Linked DNA regions of Homo sapiens: region 2 is linked to region 1. The links are chromatin contacts, found by Hi-C or POLR2A ChIA-PET in ENCODE. All regions are on one chromosome and are shown on one strand. The core of a region is the stretch at or near the end of the contact, and the rest is flanking DNA. Distances in the headings are between cores, read along the strand shown.

Evidence for each region. A loop is a pair of places that touch in the nucleus more often than their neighbours do. ChIA-PET counts read pairs that join two places held with the same protein, here RNA polymerase II (POLR2A).
Region 2: a map of chondrocyte shows a loop between it and region 1 (9-fold over the local background). The contact joins two enhancer-like sites. A Hi-C loop is called at or near these places in 1 of 168 maps with a recorded cell type or tissue (chondrocyte). POLR2A ChIA-PET finds 5 or more read pairs at or near these places in 1 of 52 experiments (MCF 10A).

Annotation. Positions count from the first base shown.
Region 1 is chr16:22,187,481-22,193,934 of GRCh38, forward strand. It overlaps SDR42E2 (short chain dehydrogenase/reductase family 42E, member 2), which reads left to right. Exons shown (of 13, transcript NM_001394319.2): 13 at 2,659-4,271. The coding sequence ends at 2,913. LOC124903666 (a long non-coding RNA gene) reads right to left here and starts at 532. Exons shown (of 2, transcript XR_007065028.1): 1 at 491-532. RefSeq lists silencers at 2,657-2,746, 2,837-2,886, 3,027-3,126 and enhancers at 2,832-3,331, 3,587-3,666, 4,167-4,226. Within about 2 kb of position 3,876, at least 41 of the 41 ENCODE cell types and tissues checked have a DNase peak (open chromatin) inside an H3K27ac peak, as active enhancers do.
Region 2 is chr16:27,330,014-27,336,595 of GRCh38, forward strand. IL4R (interleukin 4 receptor) reads left to right here. Exons shown (of 11, transcript NM_000418.4): 2 at 53-185. Among named protein-coding and RNA genes, the nearest start is that of IL4R, 19 kb to the left of the region's middle. Within about 2 kb of position 5,103, at least 2 of the 41 ENCODE cell types and tissues checked have a DNase peak (open chromatin) inside an H3K27ac peak, as active enhancers do.

The DNA of each region.
Region 1 (6,454 bases), core at 2,626-5,125:
GTGGTGCATGCCTTTAGTCCCAGCTCAGGTGGGGGATTACTTGAGCCCAGGAGTTCAAGGCTGCAGATTGCACCACTGTACTCCAGCCTAGGCAACAGATGGAGATCCTGCCCCTAAAAACCAAAAAAAAAAAAAAAGATTCTCCCCCCTCAGCCTTCTAAATAGCTGAGATTACAGGCATGCACCACCATGCCTGGCTCAGAATACTATTCTCATAATAATGATGATGCAGGTTTATATTTGCTTAGTTAAAAGAGAGGATGTTTTCATCACAGATTGTAAATAGCAAAGTAATCGGTGGTATTTGAGGTTATTTGCAAAAATCCTTCCAGTCCAGTCGGGCACGGTGGCTCACACTTGTTCCCAGCACTTTGGGAGGCTGAGGCGGGTGGATAACCTGAGGTCAGGAGTTTGAGACCAGCCTGGCCAACGCAGTGAAATCCTGTCTCTACTAAAAATACAAAAATTAGCTGGGTGTGGTGGCACATACCTGTAGTCCCAGCTACTCGGGATGCTGAGGCAGAAGAGTCGCTTGAACCTGGAAGGTGGAGGTTGCAGTGTGCTGAGACCACACCATTGTACTCCAGCCTGGGTGACAGCACAAGACTCCATCTAAAAAAAAAAAAAAAATTACTTCCAGTCCACTCTCGTTTTATTGTCTCTGATGCCCTGCTAAGTTAAAAAGGTCAAAAAAAAATCGTGATCTCCATTTTATGATGAAAAATTGAGCACTAGGAAAATTATTTGTCCAAGGCCACACCATACTGGAATTGGCTTCAGACTCCATGTTCAGTGCTCTTTAACAAGGGGAGTCAGAGGGGGAGAGTGGAGAATGGGCCACAGAAAGAAGTAGTCACCTATGGCTTCTCCTTTGAGCCATCCGGATCAGTGGAGGAGAGAATAAGATGATACTGACAATCTCTTGAGTTGTGACAGTATGCCAGGCACTGTGCTTTATCTCATTTAACTGAGTTGTAGACAACATTGTCCTCTCCATTTAGAGAGGAGGAAATGAGACACACAGTGAAATAACCTGCCCGTGATCACTCACTTAAATGGTAGAGCTGGGATTTGAACCCAGACCTCAGTGATTTCAAGCTTAACCATTAGCTTGTGAAAATGCATCAGGAATCACATCCACATAAAATAGCTGCCAGGGTGCAGCTGAATTGTGGTCAGGCAGGGACTTGGCTCCTCTCCCTCTTGTTTAACTTGGGGATTTCCTTGTTCAGCTCAGGGGCAATGTCCTTAACTGTGGAAGTTCCTTGGCTGTGGCTCGGGTACCCTCTGCTGGTCAATCTGTGACACATCAACCAGCCCTCCAGTTTGACTTTATAGCCTTTTATGCATTTAACATAAATGTTACCAGGCACTGTGCTGAGCAACGGAGGCAAGAAGACATAGTCCTTGCCCTTAGGGAGCTCCTAGTTCAAAGGGGAAGACAGCCCACTAACCAGGCAACTCAACACTGTAATTAGAGCCATTCTTGGGAAAATCGCGAGAAACTCCAGTGCACACAGAAGGGGCGCCTCAGCCAACTCTGAGGAAGTCAGAGAAAGCTTCCCAGAGGTGACATCTAGAGACATCTAGGTGTATTAGGGACCCTGCTTATCTAGCGTAACTCAACTCCTGTGCTCCCCAAAGCCCTGCACTTACTGACTAGGAAAAAAAGGGACAAATACTGGCCTCTCTCCTCACCCCCCATTAAGCATCCAAGACCACAGGTTTGACCCCAGGGGCTGTTTCAATGCCATGGGAGAATCCAGCAGCTGGTGGATTCTTCCCCAGGGTCCGGCTGAGGAAAAAGAGAGGAAGAAATGAGTCAGGTGGGAGAACATCTCCAGGTGCCAGCACAGCAGAGAAGAAATTAGGCTAGAACCTGGCTCCCCTGTGCGACCCCAGGCAAGTCACTCAACCTCTCTGACCTTTTTCCAAGTATGCACAGAACAGATAGTGCTAGTACCACCTGAGAGGATTAAATGAGGTAGGGCATAGAAAGGATTTAGTCCAGGCCAAATGCAGGGTGTGTGTTCCTTAACTGCTGATAGCTATCATTACTACCCTTCAAACCAGTGGGCCCCAAGCCATCTGGCAGCAGGGGAAACACAGCTTAGACCCTGGAGAGCAATCAGTTCTGCATAATCGAATTCCTCTCTTAGGGAAGCTTAGTTAATAAGCGAGGGCATGAAGGCTGCGACTGGGGCCCTCCTGGTCACAGTTGGTCTGGGGTTGGGGGCAGGAAGCCAAGGTCGTTTCCTGCAGATGTTTCTGGCAGGCGTTCACCTTCTCCTAGCGGATGCCTAAGAATGTATCAAGGGCCTCCTGAGTCCCAGCACCGTGCTAGGCCGGGAAGATGAGTGTAGGGGTGAGACCTTTGCTTCTTAGGGACCAAGGAGTTAAATAGGGTGCGAATTCAGCGGGGCTGGAGGGGGCGACGCAAAGGCGGCACCCTCCAATAAAAATGAACATGTAAGGAAGAAAGGAAGACCTCTCTAATGAGGGCATCGCAGGAGCAAGACGCTGCACTCGGGTCCTTTTAAATCACTATGTAATGGAGGGGAAATCCCTGCCCTCTCTTTTCCCTTTCCGTAAACAACGAAGTAGAGGATGTCCTCCTCCCACGAGGCCCGCCCTCGGATGCCCCGCCTGTCCCCGCAGGTGCGCAGCGTGGCCGTGACGCACACCTTCCAGATAGCCAAGGCCCGCGCCCAGCTCGGCTACGCGCCGGATAAGTTTAGGTTCGCCGACGCCGTGGAGCTATACGTGCAGTCCACGACCCGGCGGCCCCGCGGCTCCACGGCGCGGACCCTCCTGCGCCTGCTGCTCAGGCTGCTGCTGTTCCTCGGCTTGCTCGCCCTGGCCCTGCACTTCCTAGGCCTGCAGCCTCTGCACGCCGCCGTGGAGCGCCTGTGACCGTCCGCCGTCCGCCGCCCGCTAGGGTCGGCCCCGCTGCACCCTCGCCCACGCCCGGCTCCCTGGGCTTGTACCAGCCCCTGCCCCGCCTTCTGGGTTTGAGCGCGCCTCCGCTCCGCCCCTTGAATCCTGGTCACGCCCCCGAGCCGCTCTCCAGACCTAGCCCGGACCGCCGACTTCTGGCCACGCCCCTATCTACTCCCAGACCTTGCCTTGCGCCCTTCCTGTGTTTTGGCCCCGCCCCTGTCCTGTCCCGCCCCGCCCTCCGAAGTGGGCACGCTCCTGCTCCGCCCCCTGAATCCTGGCCACGTCCCTGGTCGGCCCAGACGCGTAGCCCCGAGTCTCTTTCCATGTTTTGACCACGCCCTTGACCCGCCCTTCAAATTGGGCACGCCTTCTTCCCCGCTCACTGATTTCCTGGCCTAGCCCCTGAGCAGACCTCCAGACCTAGCCCCGCCCCCGTTTTATAACCCCGCCCCTGCTTCACGGCTTGGGCACGCCTCTTCCCCGCCCCCTGACTTCAGAGCCTAGTCCTGAGCCGCTCTCCAGGCCTAACCCCGCCTTCATGTCATAGCCACGCCCCTTCCCGCCCTTCCATGTTTGGGCACGCCTTCTGAGTCCTGGTCACGCCTCTGTCCCGCCCCCTGAATCTTTCCTACGTCCATGACCCTCCCTCCAGGCCCTGGCCCTGCCCCTTTTTTCCTCCCTCCGGCCTGTCCGGTTTCTGATATGGGCCAAGGCTCACAGCTTCCTCCGCCTTCTGGACCTTCTCCTAGTCCCTGCCCAGTCCCGGCCCACCCCCAGATTCTCCCTCATTCTGGTTTCGCCCCCTTTCTGGTCCTCCCCGCGCGCTTGAGCCCACCCTTTGGCTTCTCCTTTTGGGTCTGTCCTTGCTCCTGCCTCTGGACCCGGTCCCGCCCTTCTCGCGTGTAATTGAGTCCTGGCCCCGCCCCCTCCCTCTCTGGCTTCACCCCTTTCCAGCTCCGCCTCCCGGGTAGGTTCTCCCCGGAACCAGGCTGCCGCGTCGCTATGGGCTAACGCAGGCTCGGGTGACGTTGGTATGAGTTTGCGCCGTCGGCTGCTGCTCTGTCTGGTAACATTGCATTCGATCCACCCCGACCCAATGTTCTGGGCTTCTCATTCACACAGATCTGTGTGTTGACAGCCAGGGTTTGGGGAAAAACCGAGACTCAAGCTTCTGCCGAGCCCGACTTGGCCTTTTTGGGTTCCTGTCTGAGGATGACAGCATAGTAAGCACAGGTTTTAGTACCAGAAAGAGCATGAAAAATTTAAAAAAAAAAACTCTTAAAATAATTGGATGTCTCGATGAAGTACCAATAAAGCTATAATGGGAAAAATAGAGTTTAGTTGGTTATATTTTATGATTTAGTACTGTTTCTATTTATTAATTAGAGGTAGTGGTAATCACCATAATCTTTAAAGTTTAAGGTCACGAAACTTCTTTATCTAGCCCTGCTCTCCACAGAAACTTCGCCTCCTATCATCTTGGTATCAGTTATCAGTTGTAAGTACCAAGACATCAGTGTGTAAATACAACCATGTATAGATCATAATATGCACACGTGGGACTGGCAGAGAAGAAAAGCACCACAAGCCTGAGGTGGATGGGATCGAAAGGGCTCATCAGAACCAACATGGCCACCGCAGTGTGTGTCCCACTCTGCTGAACAAGGTGAGCAGTTTGGGAAGGAGCTAAAAAAAAATGTATGCTCCTCTCTGCTAGGCTGAATTTTATGTGTGTATATAATTTTTGAAAGAATAATAATCCTATGTCTGTTTAATGCTTGACAGTGTAAAAGAGCTTTCATCTATGTGATCTTATTTAATTCTTACAGCTACTCTTAAATAGGGTTTATTACTCTCCTTTTATAGATGACGAAAACTGGGGCTTTGTCTCATTCCAAAGAGCAGAGGAGGGTGGGGGTTTCTGCTCTACAGCTGGGGGAATTTGGAGGAGCACCGCCTAAGCCGCCACTGGCCTAAACACAACACGTGGTAACTTCTACTCTTCTACACTCTGGCCATGCCAAGGCTTGCGGTTGAACTCTGGTCTCGTTCTCTCAGAGCCGCAAACCTCGGACCATTTGAAGCTGGCGGTCCTGGGGCTTCCTTTCCTCTCGATAACATGTTTACATCCAAACTCACTTCCTTCCTCTCTTTCTTCTCCCTGCTAATCCTGGGAAATCTGTTCTTCGAGCAGGAAAAACAATCTCACACTGCTCACGTTATTTTCTAGATCTTTTGACTAGTGCCAAACCTACTTTTGAAAATCCAAAAGCCAAGAATCAATTTATTTGTTTTCTGGATTTCTCCAACTCATCTATTTCCTAACACTCTGGAAGCAGAATGTGTAAACCCTGGGCATGGGGACAACATGGATCGCTATGTCAAAAAAGCTTTTTTCCTTTCAAGCATCTTTATCCAATGGAAAAGGAGGTGGCATCCCCACCCAACAGGAAAACTGAATCACTGTAAGAATTTTTGAGACTGCCCAGACCACTAGCCTCCATGAGGTTCTGAAAGGGCAAGTAGGAGGTTCTAGCTTACTTGGAGACGCTAAAGAGAAGCATCGCAAATGCAGAAAACAGAATTGTCACAGTGGGCAGCCCAAGGTGACATAGTCGATCTGAAGGGATTATCAAGACAAACTCATAGGCTTTCCATTATGGGTGCTGAAGCTATTCCCAGTTGTAAACCCAATGCCAGGCATCTAAAACATCCTCAAGTCTCTCTCATCTTGAAAATATCTTCCCAGCAGGGCACAGTGGCTCACACCTGTAATCCCAACATTTTGGGAGGCTAAGGCTGGAGGATTGCTTGAGGTCGGGAGTTCAAAACCACCCTGGGCGATTTGGTGAGAACCCTGCTTCTACATAAAAAAAAATTTTTTTTAATTAGCCAGGTGTGGTGGCACCCAGGAGGCTGAGGCAAGAGAATCACTTGAGTCCAGGAGTTTGAGTCTGCAGTAAGCTATGATTGCACCACTACACTCCAGCCTGGGCAACAGGGTGAGACCCCATCTTTAAAATTTAAAAAAATCCTCCTTTGATTCCCCCATTTTCCCTCCCACAACTGTTCCTTTTGCTCCTCCTTTTCAAAATCAAATTTTGTGATGAATTGACCATACTTATGTTTCCATTTCTTCTCCTCAACCCATTCCAAAATGGCTTTCAGATCATCAATGATCTTGTCCATAAATCTTAATAGATATTTTTCCGTCTTTATTTTGCCAATTATCTTAGCTGTGTTCAGCATAGTTGACTGCCCCCTCCTTCTTGATCCGCATTTCTTGGTCTCTATGAAACCACACCTGTTTTCCACGTATATTGCTGGCCAGTCCTTTCCCGTCTCTTTCGCATCTCTTTCACTGGCTTTTCTTCCACTGCCCTCCCTTTAAGATGATGTCTCTCGGGTCTCTGTCTTGGCCCCTCTTCTCCCTCTGTGGGATCTTTCTGGATGAGTTCATCCCTTCCCATGGCCTCAGTCTCTAATACCTCCCAAATCTGTATCATTTCCTTGG
Region 2 (6,582 bases), core at 3,853-6,352, 5.1 Mb after region 1:
AGGGGAATTGGCTCTTTTCTTCATTTTCTTAAATTAAACTTTTTATTTTCAGATAATTAAAGATTTACACACAGCTGGAAGAAATCATAGAGAAGCCGGGCGTGGTGGCTCATGCCTATAATCCCAGCACTTTTGGAGGCTGAGGCGGGCAGATCACTTGAGATCAGGAGTTCGAGACCAGCCTGGTCAGTATGATGAAACCCCATCTCTACTAAAAATACAAAAATTAGTTGGGCATGGTGGCTTGCCTGTAGTCCCAGCTACTGGGGAGGCTGAGGCAGGAGAATCACTTGAGCCTAGGAGGTAGAGGTTGCAGTGAGCCGAGATCACACCACTGCACTCCAGCCTGGGCAACAGAGTGAGACTCCATCTCAAAAAAAAAAAAAAGAAAAGAAAAAGAAAAAGAAATCACAGAGAGACCCCTGCTTCTATGCTGTTCCCCCCGAGGGCAAGATTGTAGAAATCTGTAATACAGTATCACAGCTGGGATACTGACACTGATATAAGCTACTGACCTTATTGGGATTTCCCGATTTACTTGTACTCATTTTTGTGTTTGCGTACGCATGTGTGGTTTAGTGCTATGCAATTTTATCACGGCATAGGTTTGTGTATGCAGCCAGGATCCAGCACAGTTCTATCATCACAAGGATGGCTCAAATTCTCCTTTTATAGCCACATCCAACTCCCTTCCTGACCCACCCCCTCAGCCCCTGGCACCCACTGATGTGTTTTCCATTTCCATGGTTATGTGATTTCAAGTATGTTACATAAATGGAGTCACGGGGTGTGTACTCTGGGAACTGGCTTTTTTCACTCTAGGGCTTGGATTTTATTCTAAGTCAGAGATGCTTCTCTAATGAGCTGTGAACCCCCTGGGGATCTGTGGCCCCTGTGAAGAAGCCCTTTAGGAGCCAGGGGGCATTGGATGTGTGAGCTGGCCCTGGTCTCATTTCTGATTTTAAAATGGCTCTGGCTGTGATGTGGAGAAGAGGCAGGGTGAGCCTCATCTGCAGCAACTGCTAACTGCCCACATCCCCCCAGACTTCTCAAAAATTTGCCACTCCCCTGCTCAAAGACCCTCAAAAGCTGCCCACTGCTTAGAGGACAGGCCTTTGACCTGAGGTCCTCACTTGGGCTTCAGGGATTCTGTGAACCCCTAAAATGGAATGCAGAATTAAGTGTATGCACCTTGCCAGAAACAGGGTTTGGGGTTTACATTAGATGCTCAGATAGGTCATTGATCCCCAAAACACTAAGGTCTCTGACTTCTAGACAGATAGTAGTTAAGAACCAAAGCTTTGGAGCTTGAGTGCTGGATTTAAGACCCATGACTGTCACAGCTGTGCAACCTCAGACAAATCACTCAGCCTTTCTGTGCCTTGGTTTCCTCATCTGAAAATGGAGAAAATAATATTACCTATTTCATAGATTATTAAATGCATTCTTGTATGTAAAAGATGTAAAAGAAAACTTGGCATGTGGTAAACTCTGTGTGTTTAAGTGAATGGTGAGGCTGCCCAGTATAGGAGGGCAGAGCTTTCCAGGTAAAGACTTTCTAGGCCTCCTGGGATTATCAGGCCCTCTCTGTGTTGGTTGTTGTCATACATGACAGCAGTATTCCTTCCAAAGGGATGCCAAGTTGTGGTTGCACACTGCACTTAGATCCAGTTGATTGACAGCACTGTTCAAGTCAACTGTGTCCTTACTGATTTCTGCCTGCTGGATCTGTCGATTACCAAAAGAGTTGAAGTAATAGTAATAATACTATTATTATCCAATAATAGTATTATTCAGAATAATCACACAGATTTCTCTATTTCTCCTTGCTGCTCTCAGTTTTTGCCTTACATATTTTGACCCTTTGTTGTTAGTTGCCTACACATTAAGGATTGTTATTTACATCTTCTTGGAGAATTAACTCCCGAATCATTATATAGTGCCACTTTTTTTTAATTTAAAAATTTTATTTTTTATTTTTTGAGACAGGATCTTTCTCTGTTGCCCAGGCTGGAGTTCAGTGGCATGAACACAGCCCACTGCAGCCTTAACCTCCTGGGCTCAAGTGATCCTCCTGCCTCAGCCTTCCCAGTAGCTGGGGCTACAGGCATGTGCCACCTCTAATAACTTTTCTTTAATTTACAATAGTATTAGTTTGTTCTCATGCTGCTCTAAGGACATGCCCAAGACTGGGTAATTTATAAAGGAAAGAGGTTTGACTCACAGTTCTGCAGGGCTGGGGAGGCTTCAGGAAACATATTATCATGGCGGAAAGGGAAGCAAAGACATCCTTTTTCACATGACGTCAGGAAGGAGACACGCCAAGGAAAGGGGGGGAAAGCCCTTTATAAAACCATCAGATCTCAGGAGAACTCACTCACTGTCACGAAAACAGCATGGGGGAACTGCTCCCGTAATCTAATCACCTCCCATGAGGTCCTTCCCCCAACACGTGGGGATTACAATTCATATTACAATTCAAGGTGAGATTTGGGTGGGGACACAGAGCCAGGCCATATCACATTATTATTAATTAGTGCCTTCTCTCTCATTTTTTTGATTCGCCTAGGTAGAGATTTATCAATTTCATTGATCTTTTCGAAGAACCAATTTTTGATTTCATTGATTTTCCTCGATTAATTTTCTATTTTTAATTTCATTGATGTATGCTCCAATTTTGTATTTTTTTCTTCTGCTTGTTTTAGACATATATTGCTTTTCTGTTTCTAGTACTCTAGATGGAAACAGATTATTGATTTTAGAACTTTCTTTCTAAGATATACATTCAATAATATAAATTTCCCTCTAAGCACTGCTTTTGCTACGTCTCACCGATTTTGATAGGCTATATTTTCATTTTTATTTAGTTAAAAATATTTTTAGTTTCTCTTGTGATTTCTTCTTTGATCCATATGTTATTCGGAAGTGTGTTTTTAAATCTCCAAATACTTGGAAATTTTCTGGCTTTCTTCCTGCTAGTGACTTCTAATTTGAATCCATTGTGGCCTAAGAGCATATGTTGTGTGATTTCTAATGTTTTCAATCTCTTAAGGTTGTTTTATGTCCCAGAATGTGGTCTGTCTTGGTGATTATTCCACATGAACCTGAGGAGAATGTATATTCTGCTGTTGTGAGATGTAACAGTCTATAAATGGATACCTCTGTTAATATGACCTCGGGTGACTCTTTTTTTTTTTTTAAGTTGCTGCTTCACCATTGGCTTTTGGAGATTTTGCAGATGATAAAATCCTCAGGACTTTTCTGCTGCTCAGTCAGATTTTCTTATCCTACACTTGCGGAACTGTTGTTTGAAATTGACAAGCAGGATGGCCAACTCTGCCCGGCTCATTTTATTTCATCTTATTGGGTTCAGCCTGCAGTTTTAGGAGATGAGATTGAAGGAACTGGTATACTGGAATCCACGGTGGGCTCGGAAGCAAACAAACGTGGGTTCTGATTCTAGCTCTGACCTTTTACCAGCTGTGGGACCTGGTGGATGGGTTATTTGGCCTCTCTGGCCTCAGTTTCCTTAGCTAGACAGTTGGGATAACAGCCTACCTTTCAGGATTCTTGTGTGGATTCGGTGAGGTAATACTTCTAAAGCACCTAGCAAAGTGTCAAGTACAAGGTAAGTGCTGGGCAAGCAGGGATTTTGTTCACACAAAGCCTTGACTCAACATAAGGAGGCTGTTTCCAATGGCTCTGCTTAACTGAGACCTGAGAGTGATTGCTCCATCTGTGGTGGCATATGGGCTGAAACTGCCTAGCAGCATGTCAGAAGTGGGGTGTTCGCAGGACATCCTTGTCCAGGTTGGCAGTTGAGCTTGGCAGGTGACCGCTGAGACCCCTTCCAACTCCACCACTTCAGGAATCTCTTTTTTTTTTTTCTGAGACAGTCTTGCTCTGTCACCCAGGCTGGAGTGCAGTGGCTCAATCTTGGCTCACTGCAAGCTCCGCCTCCCGGGTTCAAGCCATTCTCCTGCCTCAGCCTCCTGAGTAGCTGGGACTACAGGCACCCGCCACCACGCCCAGCTAATTTTTTGTATTTTTAGTAGAGACTGAGTTTCACCATGTTAGCCAGGATGGTCTCGATCTCCTGACCTCATGATCTGCCTGCCTCAGCCTCCCGAAGTGCTGGGATTACAGGCGTGAGCCACCGCGCCCAGCCAGGAGTCTCTTGATTTAGAATGGGAACTTGAAATCATCTCCTCTTGCCGTGTACTTGAACGCGATAACCTGGCACTTATCTTTTTAATTCTTTTACTCACCTGCATCTTTGTTCTTTTTGCCTCTGATGTTCAGGGAAGCCTCTTCTCCCACTGCATCTGTGATCTCTCCTGAAATGTAGCACCCACACATCCCTGAGAAGCTAGCTGCGGCACGTGTGTGTGCACATGGGCATGCGTAAGTCTGGGCGTGCCTTCCACAACAGATTAAGGATATCAATCCTGACGCCATGCTGGGATGTTTTAGTGAATCTTGACAGGGTTGTTGACTCCCCTGTTTCCCTGGAGGACTTTACCATGAAAGTCTTCTGCTGTGTGACTTTGGACAGGCGTCTTGGCCTCTCTGTTTCTCTTTATTCATAATTGAGGCTAAAGTGACACCTTTGCCATCTCTGCCACAGGATACTGTGGGCATCTGTGTAGTTGTGAGAGTAAAAGTTACTAGGACTTGCCAAGGAAATCAGTGTCAGGAACCCACCACCCCATTCCCGCCCCTCCTTTACTTGAGACTTTACTTTTGTAACTCTCAGCAAGGAAGACGAGTTCAACCTTTGAGCCGATACAGAGCCTTCCCCTAGAGAGAGCTTTGCAGCCTCATGCTGAGCCAGTTAGGGGCCCCACATCATGTCCAAAATGAATTTAATCAACAAACAGTTACTGAACACGTCCTATGTGCCAGGCACCGTTGTAGATACTGGGGACTCGGCAGTGAATGGGACAGACCCTGGCTGTCAGGATGACAGACAATTTAAAAAGGGACAGATGTCCCACGCTGGCTTGTCCTTTGCACCCCTGGCACTTCGTGAGGAGCAGCGGCCAGTTCTTGTATATAGACTGGCCCTTGGTGTACATTTGTCTGACGTTTCCAAATGATGTATGCATCCTTGGCAGGAACCCAGGAAAAGACATGCTGTGCTCTTCTCAGGAATTGTTTCAGGGAGGTGATGTTGGGGATTTGTCCCATTCTTGTTGGTGAGTTTAGATCACTTGGTGAAGGTGGTGTCTGCCAGGTTTCTGTATTGTAACGTTCATTGATATGTATTTTCACTCATTAGTTAATATACAATACAAGTTTTGCAGGGAGTTACTTTGAGGCTGTCATAGTAAAATAGAGCTTTCCCTTCTTCCCTGTTTATTTATTTATTAGAGATGAAGTCTGACTCTGTTGCCCAGGCTGGAGTGCGGTGGTGCGATCATAGCTCACTGCAGCCTCCAACTCCCAGGCTCAAGCCATCCTCCTGCCTCAGCCTCCCAAGAAGTTGGGATTACAGGCACACACCACACTGCACCCGGCCTCCTCCATTTATTGATCTATGTCAATACAGACTCCTGGACTTTAACTCCAAGGGTTACAAGTGGATACCATAATATTCATTTTGATGCTCAAAATGTGCCTGTTTTGTCCAGGTCAGGCTAGCTGCTGAGTACTTCCTTATTGTCTGGCACAAGAATTCCAAGCCTATCTGGTACTTTTCCTTCTCCTGGAATCAGCTATTTCTCTAAGGCGCTCTGGTTCCTTTCAGTACAGAATAGTATTTAGAAGCCAAGACCTGGTCACTAGGAAGGCATGATAATCAAATGTGATGAATGATCTTGGATTGCATCCTGGACGTATAAAGGGCATTATTGAGGCAATTAGCAAAACATAAATAGGGGCCGTGGATGAGATAGTGGTGATGCATCACTGTTAATTTCCTGATTTCGATGGTTGTATTGTGATTATGCAGAGAATGTCCTTGTTTTTCTGACATGCACACTGAGGTATTGGGGTAATTTATTCATTATGGAGATATGTGAGTGTGTTTATGTGTCTCATACACAGATGTTTCTTAATGATGGGGTTTTGTCCCCATAAACTCATCATAAGTTGAAAATATTATTAAGTCAGAAATGTACTTCATACTCCTAACCTACTGAACGTTATAGCTTAACTTAGCTCGGAACACTTGCATTAGCCTACAGTTGGGCAAAGTCATCTAACACAAAGCCTGTTTTGTTATAAAGTGTTGAATAGCTTGTGTAGTTTATGGAATACTGAGAGTGAAAAACAGAATGGTCGTATGGGTGCTCCAAGTACTGCTTCTACTGAACACCCATTGATTTTGCACCATCATAAATTAGGGGAAGAGAGGAAAAGCACGCGTAAGGGAGGAAGGGCCGGGTACAGTGGCTCACGCCTGTAATCCCAGCACTTTGGGAGACCAAGGTGGGCAGATCGCTTGAACTCAGGAGTTCGAGACCAGCCTGGGCAACATAATGAGACCCCATCTCTATCAAAAATACAAACACTTAGCCAGGCCTCATGGTGCACATCTGTGGTCCCAGCTACTCAGGAGGCTGAGGTGGGAAGATTGCT